2 separate regions of the Homo sapiens genome follow, and region 2 is linked to region 1. A link is an interaction called in ENCODE POLR2A ChIA-PET data of the cell type or tissue named here. Cell type or tissue: CD4-positive, alpha-beta T cell. All regions are shown on one strand. Each heading gives the region's core, and the rest is flanking DNA. Links, peaks and the distances in the headings are about the cores only.

The links. Peaks named below come from ENCODE experiments on the same cell type or tissue, not always from the same donor. Only the 100,000 strongest peaks of a DNase experiment are listed, where the experiment ranks them.
Region 2: POLR2A ChIA-PET joins it to region 1 with 5 read pairs; 1 of 35 experiments calls an interaction of 5 or more read pairs at or near these places.

What each region holds. Positions count from the first base shown.
Region 1 is chr16:48,316,936-48,322,010 of GRCh38, forward strand. The region is part of intron 11 of LONP2 (lon peptidase 2, peroxisomal); the gene reads left to right. Among named protein-coding and RNA genes, the nearest start is that of SIAH1, 66 kb to the right of the region's middle. RefSeq lists an enhancer at 2,266-2,888. In CD4-positive, alpha-beta T cell, for the core only: no CTCF peak of the experiment used is centred there; DNase peaks (open chromatin) are centred at 856 and 1,946; H3K4me3 peaks cover 723 bases; H3K27ac peaks cover 917 bases.
Region 2 is chr16:50,280,180-50,285,254 of GRCh38, forward strand. All of the region lies in intron 1 of ADCY7 (adenylate cyclase 7), which reads left to right. Among named protein-coding and RNA genes, the nearest start is that of MIR6771, 9.9 kb to the right of the region's middle. RefSeq lists an enhancer at 3,755-4,256. In CD4-positive, alpha-beta T cell, for the core only: no CTCF peak of the experiment used is centred there; a DNase peak (open chromatin) is centred at 2,022; H3K4me3 peaks cover 1,790 bases; H3K27ac peaks cover 1,545 bases.

The sequences.
Region 1 (5,075 bases), core at 340-4,339:
ATTTTCTTCTGATTGGTAACTACAGTACCAACCTGTCACTCTGTCCTGTCAAGGCTGAGTTTTAGGCTTTGTCAGGACTCGTCAATTTCAGTTTGGGTCTTATTACTGGGATACAGTCTTTATTTTTATTATGTGGTACTCCCAGGATGTAGTTCTTATTCCTTCGTGGGTGACCCTTACTTCTAGAGCATGATCTTTCTGAGTTCTCACATGAAAATCCAATCAGGTCTTTAGCATCCTGGCTTCTCCTTTCTCCTGGGTTTCTAAAAGACTCACCCTGAATACATTCAACTTAGGAGTTAGTCAACAGCTTGAGGGGGATTTAAGTGCAGATTTTTGAGATCCTTCTTTTTGGTTTCTTCCTTTATTGGGATTTTGCCAATGAAGTCCCAGTTGCTTTGACAACCTCTAATTTTCAGAATTACTTTTGACTAAATGTTTTATGATTCTAAACATACCATCTACTCTGTCAATTCTGAATTATGGTGATACTCAATTCTACCTCAAATCCCAAAGAAAAGAGGGGGAAAAAACAACAAAACTAAGAAGAAACATTGCTTTTGTTTTGTAGCTTTAGGCTTCTACCTATATAATTGACTATTATAAAATCTCATTTGAGTAGGATCTTTAGTAGCCACCTACTTTGACTGTGATTTGATTTATAAATCCCTTCACAACATTCCTCAGTAAACACCATGCTTTGCCTGTTTGACTTGGTTAACAGACATGTCTTTATAAACTTGGCTATCCATTTTCCAGTCTGTAGGAAAAGAGAAGCTGTAAGTTGGAGAAAAGGCTAGTGGTTGGGTGGTGAGTCATAAGCAATAAGATTTGATGTCAGTGATGACAGGCCTGTCCTCTTATGATAGATTCCTTGAGCCCCCTGCTGACCACAAAGCTTTGGCTGGCTAGACCACAAGTCTGTCTCCCTCAATGACAATTTTTGTAGCTCAATATGGATCCTATTTTGTGTGAGTTGCATTTGGAGATTTGTTGTTTATCTGCTGTATTTGCCTTAGGTGGGACAGTGAAATCAACCTAATGTAGTGGAAGGAAGTAGGTATTACATCCTTAATTCCTTGATATACATCCTTTTATTATGTGGTACTCCCGGGATGTGGTTTTTCAGATTTGGAGAAGAATAGTTAAAAAAAAAAAATGCAGAAAGGATCAAAAGCACTTGATTCTCTCGCAGGGACAGCTTCCTGTTTTGGTTGAGGAAGGAGCTGCACTTAAAATAACTAGCATAAAGCATGCTTAGGGCTTGCTTTCCAGACAACCTCAATTTAAAATGCATCAAAAGCCAGGTGTGGTGGCTAACATCTGTAATCCCAGCACTTTGGGAGGCTGAAGAGGGCAGATCACTTGAGGTCAGGAGTTTGAGACCAGCCTGGCCAACATGGTGAAACCCCATCTCTTCTAAAAATACAAAAATTAGCTGGGCGTGGTGGCACACACCTGTAGTCCCAGCTACTTGGGAGGCTGAGATGGGAGGATCATTTGAACCTGGGAGGCGGGGATTGCAGTGAGCCGAGATCACACCACAGCACTCTAGCCTGGGCAACAGAGCAAGACTCTGCCTCAAAAAAAGAAAGAAAATAAAATTCATCAAAATAAAATATTTGAATTTTACAGCACTAGTTCTTTTCATTCATTGACTTTCATTCTCCCACTTTACCACACCTTTAACTATTGGCAAGAATGTGGTGAGTGGGAGAAAGGTATCCTGCCACGTAAGCAAGTATACCTAGAGCCAAGGGGTCAGAGTGTCACAGAGGAGAGCCACATGCTGATGGGCTTGTGTTCGTTCCCACTCACTGACTATGCAAGCGCCTCTTCTCTTAGCCTTTCTCAGGATGCAGTTCTCCAGGAGGAATCAGCCTTCTGTTGGGCTGCTTTCAGAGCTCTTTGTTGTGGCTTCCTGCCATTGACTTTGCAAGCCCTAAGCATGCTTTATGCTAGTTATTTTAAGTGCAGCTCCTTCCTCAACCAAAACAGGAAGCTGGCTCTGCAAGAGAATCAAGTGCTTTTGATCCTTTCAGCTTTTTTTTTTTTTGACTATTCTTCTCCAAATCTGAAACATATCCATTCTCGTCTACGGCCATGAGTGCATTTATGTTAACAGAAAATGCTAAATTTAATGTTTAGAAAGTAACCTCTGTGGCCAGACATGGTGACTAATGCCTGTAATCCTGGCACTTTGGGAGGCCGAGGCAGGCAGATCACTTGAGGCCAGGAGTTCGAGACCAGCCTGGCCAACACAGTGAAACCCTGTCTCTACTAAAAATAGAAAAAATTAGTTGGGCATGGTGGTGGGTGCCTGTAATCTCAGCTACTTGGGAGGGTGAGGCAGGAGAATCACTTGAGCCCAAGAGGTGGAGGTCGCAGTGAGCCAAAAATCAAGCCACTGCACTCTAGCCTGGATGACAGAGCAAGACTCTCTCAAAAAAAATAAAAAGTAACCTCTGTGCTTTGTGTAACTTTTTGCTAAATTCCTGTCTTTGTCTTCTTGGAACAGTCTTCTACTTGTTACAGGATCTTCCTATCTTTTGGATTTTATATTAGTTTTAATATAAAATTAATATAGTTTTATATTATATAGCCCACTGACATGGCTGTTAGCTGACCTCAGTTCCTTGCTGACTTGGCCAGAGCCTTCAGTTTCTTATCTCTGGTAAGAGGTAATGTGTCTCTCCCTAGGGCAAGGCTGTGACAGCTGGCTTCTCCCAGAGGGAATGATGTGTGAGAGAAGCAGGGAGAGTAAGAATCAAGACAAAACTGCAGTCTTTTATACCCATCACTATTGCCATATTCTCTTGGTCACACAGCCCAACCCTGGTATGATATGGGAGGCACTAACTCCATGGGGATGGGATATCTGGGCACCATCTTGAAGGCTAGCTGACACAGATTATTTTTTGTGCGTGTGCCTGTAAGAATTTTTTGGCCAGGCGTGGTGGCTCACGCCTTTAATCCCAGCACTTTGGGAGGGCGAGGTGGGTGGGTCACGAGGTCAGGAGTTCAAGACCAGCCTGGCCAAGATGGTGAAACCCCATCTCTACTGAAATACAAAAATTAGCCAGGCATGGTGGCAGGGGCCTGTAATCTCAACTACTCGGGAGGCTGAGGCAGGAGAATCGCTTGAACTTGGGGGGCGGAGGTTGCAGTGAGCCGAGATCACGCCACTGCACTCTAGCCTGGGCAGCAGAGTAAGACTCTGTCTCAAAAAAAAAAAAAAAAAAAAGAATTTTTCTAAGCCCGCATTGAAGTTTATACTGTAGAATATCCATCAAACTTGAGCTGATTTCTTATCAAAGACCCAGGTTGCACAGATAGGGGTTAGAAGTTTGGATTCGGTTTTGCATTTTCAGTATTTAAAGTCTTGTTTCATCTTGTTCATTCTTACCTTTCCTTTGATTGTATTAGTAGCTCAGGACAAATAAGAATTTATAATTTTCCAAGGAACTAAGGTTGCTGTTGAGGAATATGGGTTTCAGAGACAAGAGTTTAGGCACTGGCTCATTGGTACTAAGCTTCAGGGGTTTGTAGTGTTGTTAGAGCTAATTGGATTTTACAAATAAGCCAAGATTATTAAAAAAAAAAAATAGATCTAGAGAGTAACACTTTCTGTGCTAAATCCATTGCATTTGATGGGATACTAGGCAGTATGCTATGTCCAAACTTCTAAAATCAGGCGGTGGTCTAACGTTGAGGTGAAAATATCATGTTGGTATATACTGCCAATATCATGAAGATATACTAAATATTATTTTCTGAGTCTGACATTTACACTGATTTACTGATTTATCCCTCATCAATATTGGCCTGGTTTAAGAGAGACTTGTTTGCCTGTACAGACCGGGAGGAAGCTTCAATGAAGGCAAAAATCTAACTATAATAGGAGCCAAACATTTGTTATTTGAATTCCAATTGGGGACAGGAAAATAAAATATTATCAAATAATTATAAAGTCATCATTCTGTTAAATGAATCATATAGGAAAATGCATTGACCTTAAAACAGAGTCTGGCTCTGTTACCCGGACTGGAGTGGAGTGGCCTGGTTTCAACTTGCTGCAACCTCCACCTCACGGGCTTAAGCTGTCCTCCCACCTCAGTCCCTAGAGTAGCTGGGACCACAGGTTTTGCCATGTTGCTCAGGCTGTTCTCAAACTCCTGAGCTCAAGAAATCCACCTGTCTCAGCCTCCTGAAGTGCTGGGATTACAGGCGTGAGCCACCGCGCCCGGCCTGCAGTGACCTTTGGTTGTCATTGTTATACATTATCAAAACAAACTCAAGTTACAAGAGTATTAAAGCAATACTTAATGGTTTTAAAAAAAATATTACAAAAGGTCTCTGCATTTTAACTACTCATCTAAATAATTGTCTAGGAATATTTTCTGAATCTCTAATACAGGAAATGAGATTTATTAATACATAAAACCCACTGAAAACAGGGGTGCAAACTTTCTTGTCTGGTACTAAAGATGGATTCCTATGTTTTGGGCCCTTGTTTATACCAGTTTATTCAATCAGTGAGTCAGCTAGCATTTACTGAATAGTCATATGCGTTGCTTAATGATGGGGATAATGTTCTGAGAAGTGCATCCCTGGGAAATTTTGTCATTGTGGAAACATCATAGAGTGTACTTACACAAACCTAGATGGTATAGCTTTCTACACACCTAGGCTATATGGTATAGCCTGTTAATCCTAGGCTATAAACTTCTACAGCATGTGACTATACTGAATACTGTAGGCAATTATAACAGAGTGGTATTTGTATATCTAAACAACAGATGAACAATAAAGAAAAAATAAACAACAAATAAAAGCTGGTACTTCTGTATAAAGGCACTTACCATGAATGGAGTTGCAGGACTGGAAGTAGCTCTGCGTGAGTCAGCAAGTGAGTGGGAGTGAATGTGAAAGCCTAGGACATTACTGTGTATATACTACTATAGACTTATTAACACTGTACACTTAGCCTGTATTTTTTAATTTTTTTCTTTTTTTTTTTTTACTTCTTTTTCTTTTTTTGAGACAGGCTGTGTTGCTCAGGCTGGTCTTGAACT
Region 2 (5,075 bases), core at 307-4,306, 2.0 Mb after region 1:
TCCAGGAATTTATCCATCTCTTAGGTTTTCTAGTTTTTGTGTGTAGAGGTGTTTGTAGTAGTTTCTGATGGTTGTTTTTTATTTCTGTGGGGTCATTAGTAACATTCCTGTAGTCATTTCTAATTGTGTTTATCTGGATCTTTTCTCTTTTCTTCTTTATTAGTTTAGCTAGTGGCCTATTTTATTAATTTTTTCAAAAAAAAAAAAAACAACTCCTGGATTCGTTGATCTTTTGAATGGTTTTTTGTGTCTTGATTTTCTTCAGTTCAGCTCTGATTTTTGTCATTTCTTGTCTTCTGCTAGGCTTGGGGTTGATTTGTTTTTGCTTCTCTAGTTCTTTCAGTTGTGAAGTTAGGTTGTTAATTTGAGATCTTTCTAAGTTTTTGATTCGGACATTTAGTGCTATGAATTTCCCTCTTAACACTACCCTAGCTGTGTCCCAAAGAATCAAAGAACAACTTTCTACCCATCCCTAGAAGTAGCTCTCTGGGGCCAGGTGAGAACATCAGCCTTTTCCCTCAGTTTTTCTCCAGTTGCCTATCCTTTTCATTAACTGATTCAGCCTCCACCCCCAGCCCAGTCCCAACTAGGCCAGAGCTGGCCTCAGAGGTCTGACACAGCCCCTCCTTTGCAAGAGGGGAAACTAAGGCACAGGTCAGGCAAGAGACTTGTTTAGGGTCACAGAGCAGGTTGGTGGCTAAGCTGGGACTGGAATGCAGGTTTCTGGTCCCCAAGACTGATCAGCAGCCTGTGCCCTGGGAGTGGGAACAAAGTCAGCCTGGGGGTGCTTGGGGGCTATGGAGGGGGAGCAGGGTTGGCTGGGGGCTCATGCCGTTGGGGAATTTCAGTCTTTGCCCCTGCTCGGCAACTTTGCAGGCTGTTAGGAGATGCGGTGGGGGGCCTGCCCACTCTGCACCTGCCTCTCCCTGGACCCCATGGTTGGGCTCTGACCCTGCAGGGCTTCCTCTGACACTAAGCGTGCCTTCTTGGCCATTTGCCAATTTGTCTTGCAAGCTTGGCCTGTTGGACATCATGACCTGTGCAGACAACCTGGTTATCAGCACCCCCAGTTTACTGATGAGGAAACTGAGGCCAGAGTGTGCAGGCGACTGCTATTCACAGGCCATTGGTAGCAGAGCTGGGATTGGGTGCAGGCATCCTCCCAGAGGCCAAGCGTAGCTGGGAGAGGTGTGCTGTGGCAGGTAAGGCAGGTGCGGCAGGTGCAGCAGGTGCTTCCCGATCTTGAGGGAGGCCCTTTCTTCATCTGCCCTCATCCTTTGGCTGTGGCGCCCTCCTCCCTCACCCATGCCACTCTGCGTGCTTCCCCACCCTGGGCCTGGTGCAGGATTCTGGCTGGCTACCCTGCTCGGCCATTCACGTCACAGGTGTTTGCCAGGACCAGCTGCGGGACACACACACACAGATCCCACCACGACAGTTTGGCAAGTCAGGGGCCGGGATATTGGACCCACACTGGGAAGGCCTCTTGGTACGGGAGGTGCCTGGGAGAGCAGGGCATGGGGGCCACAGGGCTCTGGGGACAGAGAGGGCTGGGCTTGGGGGGATGGGACCTTGAATACCAGCAACATTGAATCCCTGGGTCCCACGAGGTTTACTGGGGGCCTCTTAGGTCAGGCTTGCACTGGGCAGAGCAGCTGCTGGCTTCATGGAGCTCAGGGTCTCTTGAGAGAGTTCGCGTTAATATGAGATTCCCTTGGCAAATGAAAAATCTGCCTGAGACCCAGCCTACCAGGGGAGCCGAGAGCCGGCAGGACCGGGGGCGCGAGACGGAGCATGCAGGTTTTTTGTCTGGAGCTGCGTGGCGTCCCAGGCAGGGTGTGGGCCCAGGGGCCTGAGCGGGGCCTCTTCCCTGGAGGCTTCCATGCCCCCCTCACTCCAAGGTCCCCACTTCCCCTTTTTGAGGCCAACAGGGCCCCAAAGCAGCCCTGAGCCTGCTGAGGCTCGGCCGGAGGAAGCCAGGCTGTGGTTTCTGCCAACAGTGGCCGGGTGAGGAAGTGGGTGTCCTGTCTGCATCTGTGAAAGCTGGGGGTTTCTAGAACATACTCCCTGCAAGGGCTGTGGTTGTGCTGGGGACGCTGCCAGATCAGCTGGACTGGGGAAGGATTTTCCGAGCACCCAGGGACCTGGCCCTGCAGTTGCAGTATGGAGTCCCAGCCTCTTGCTTCCAGCAGGTCTTCTGGCTGGAGAACCTGGACCCAGCCAGCCAGTATTTGATAAGGAGACCACAGTCCTGCCTTAGTTGCAGGGAAGGGATAAGGGAGTGTGTGTGGGGTTGCTCAGCAGGCTTCCTGGAGGAGGAGGCCCTCCTGGAGTTCGCTGGCCTGAACTTGCTCCTGCAAGGCAGAGGGAAGTAATTCGATGGGGTCCCCTGAGCTCCCCACCTCTTGGTCATAGCTCTGTCCTGGGCCTTGTTTGTAGGGAAGAGGTTGGTGTTTTGGGATATTATGGGATTTCTGGATGCCAGCCCCATGAGGGTGATAGGGACCCCGGATATCCTGTGTTTAAATCCCAGCTTTTTTTTTTTTTCCAGACAGGATTCTCTATCACCCAGGCAGGAGTGCAGTGGCATGATCATAGTTCAGTGAATGTAGCCTTGACCTCCTGGGTTCAAGCAATTCTCCTGCCTCAGCCTCTCAAGTAGCTTGGACTACAAGTGTATGCCACCAAGCCTGGCTAATTAAAAAAAAAATAAACAACTTTTTATAGCGATGGGGTCTCATTATATTGCCCAGGCTGGTCTTAAACTCCTGAACTCCTGGCTGGGGCTGGGCTGTGGAGCCTGGAAAGTGTGATGGAGGGATGAGCGGGGCTGTCCCCTCCAAGACCCAGCTCCTTTCTGGAGGACTGGCTGTGTCTGCAGGGGCACACTCTTACCTCTGTGCTGACTGAGACCCTTCCAGTTGACTCTGAACCCACTGAGGGGCCACGGGTGCTTGTTAGACGCAACAAACTGGGTCCAGAAGCCTGATGTGGACTTTGAGACTCTTGGTTGCGAGTGACAGAAGCTCAAACTGGCTGAAGCTGAAAGGGGCATTGCTTGTCCCATGTGGTTAAATATCTAGAGGTTGCGTAAGCTTCAGGCACAGCTGGCTCCTGTGACCCCAGGAGGTGTTGCCAGGCCCCTGTCTTGTGCCAGTTCTCCATGTTGGTGTCAGTTTCAGGTGGGCTCTCTCCTTGTGGTGGCTCGGGTGTCTGCTGACAGTGTCAGGTCACCGACAAAAGAGAACGCCTCTTTCCCTGGGTCAGCAGAAGTCCAAAGAGAGCCTTCACTTCCCAGGCCTGTGGCATTAGGGCTTGAGAGGGACTTTGCTGATTGGCCACACTGGGGTCATGTGGCCCATGAACCAGGGTACTGAGGGTCGGGAGAAGGGACATTGCACAGCAGAAGCATGAAATACCCTCCTCCCATGTGGACACCTTCCCCACAGGGGAGTCCCCTCTTCTTTAAAATGGGGCTGCTCACCCTGCTCTACCACTGGGGTGGTCGTGAGGTGAGAGTAAGTAAGGGACCCCCTGGGACTGCAGTCTCCTCAGGAAGAGGGGACGTGATACCTCTGCTCTTGGTGGCTTTGGAGTTCAGACAGGACCCATGCGGTGTGGGTGAGGGAGTGACAGGGAGGCAGGGCTTGCCTTGAGCTAAGGGAGGACTCAGGGCCAGAAAAAGTGCCCAGTGATGGAGGAGACTGCCCTGAGAGGTGGTGAGCCCCCCCGTCATGGAGGTGTGCAAGCTAACAGCAGGGTCATTCAATCCGGGAGCCCTGGATTGGATGTGTCTCAGACATGGCAGAAGGATTCCTTTATCCAGGGCCTTGTGGGGAGGCCCTCCCTGTTGCCAACTGAGTCGAGGGCTGGTGGAAGAACTGGTGATTGGACAGGAGGCCTTGAAAACTTCCCGGGCAGGGGGTGCCTCTGGGTCTGGCTTTGGCGGGGTGGCTCCTAGGGAGGAGCTGGCCTGGGGACATGCCACTGGTGGTGGGTTCCTGGGCCCCCTCTGGAGATGTGATCAGTGAGTTCATTCCCCCCAGGCCTCACGGTGCCCGGCTTGTTCCAGGAGCTGGCCAAGGTCCCTGGATGGGCTGAAGTCCTTGTGCCCATGTTGTCCACTGTCCACCTGCGCCTGCCTGCCGTTGCCCAGAAAGTGGCCTAATGAGTTCCTTGAGAGGCGTGTTTACCAGGCCTGTGTTCCCACGGGCCCTTGGGACTCTCTCAGCTGGTTCCTCCCTTTCCTCGTGGTGGCCCAGCCTGGCTTTGTGTGCCTGGAGCGGGTGTGTCCACACACTCTCACACTTGCACTTTCATGCACGTGTCTGGCCGCCTCAGCTCTGGTCTGGGGGCTTTGCCTGGGAGATGGAGCAGTTGTGGGGAGTGGCCTCAGCCCTCTGGTGTTTGGAGCTTCTCAGCCTGGCTGTCCTGGTGCACTGGTGTTTGGCAGCAGGCCAGGGGTCAGGTGGGTTTGCTGTTTGTGTGCTGTGGCATCTGGCTCAGTCCCCCGGGATGTCAGTGGGCAAGCCTGGGCTGAGGAGCCCTGGTTTGGGAGCTGGCAGACCTGGGTTTGCATCCCAGCCTATCTGTCCACCAGCTCCAGCAGTGTGATCTTAGGCAACCACTCTGCCTCTCTGGGCTCAGTTCTGCATCTGTGAGACGGTGGTGCCACCTTGGCCTTTGCCGGTTGTGAAGATGAGAGTGAATGTGTGTGCAGGTGCCGGGGGTGACAGGAACTGCTGCTGTTATTACTGCAAAGGGCTATTTTGGGGTGGGGGGTGCTGAATTGAATGTATCTCAGGCAGGGACCTTATCTTGTTTGGCAACCCCCACAGCACAGGGTTGGATGTATATGGTTAGCACACAGTAAATGCCTCTTGTGGAATACAGACTGATTAGTTTAGATTTAGAGGTTGTAAACTAGTGGGCTGCAAATATTGAAAAATTTGAAATCAGCTGCCAACATTTAAAAATCATCATTTCACGTAGAAATCAGATTTGTAGCCTGTCTGAGCACTTTGGGCACTTTGACAGCTCTTGGCCACATCCCTGAAGGGTTGCCCCTCGTTGAA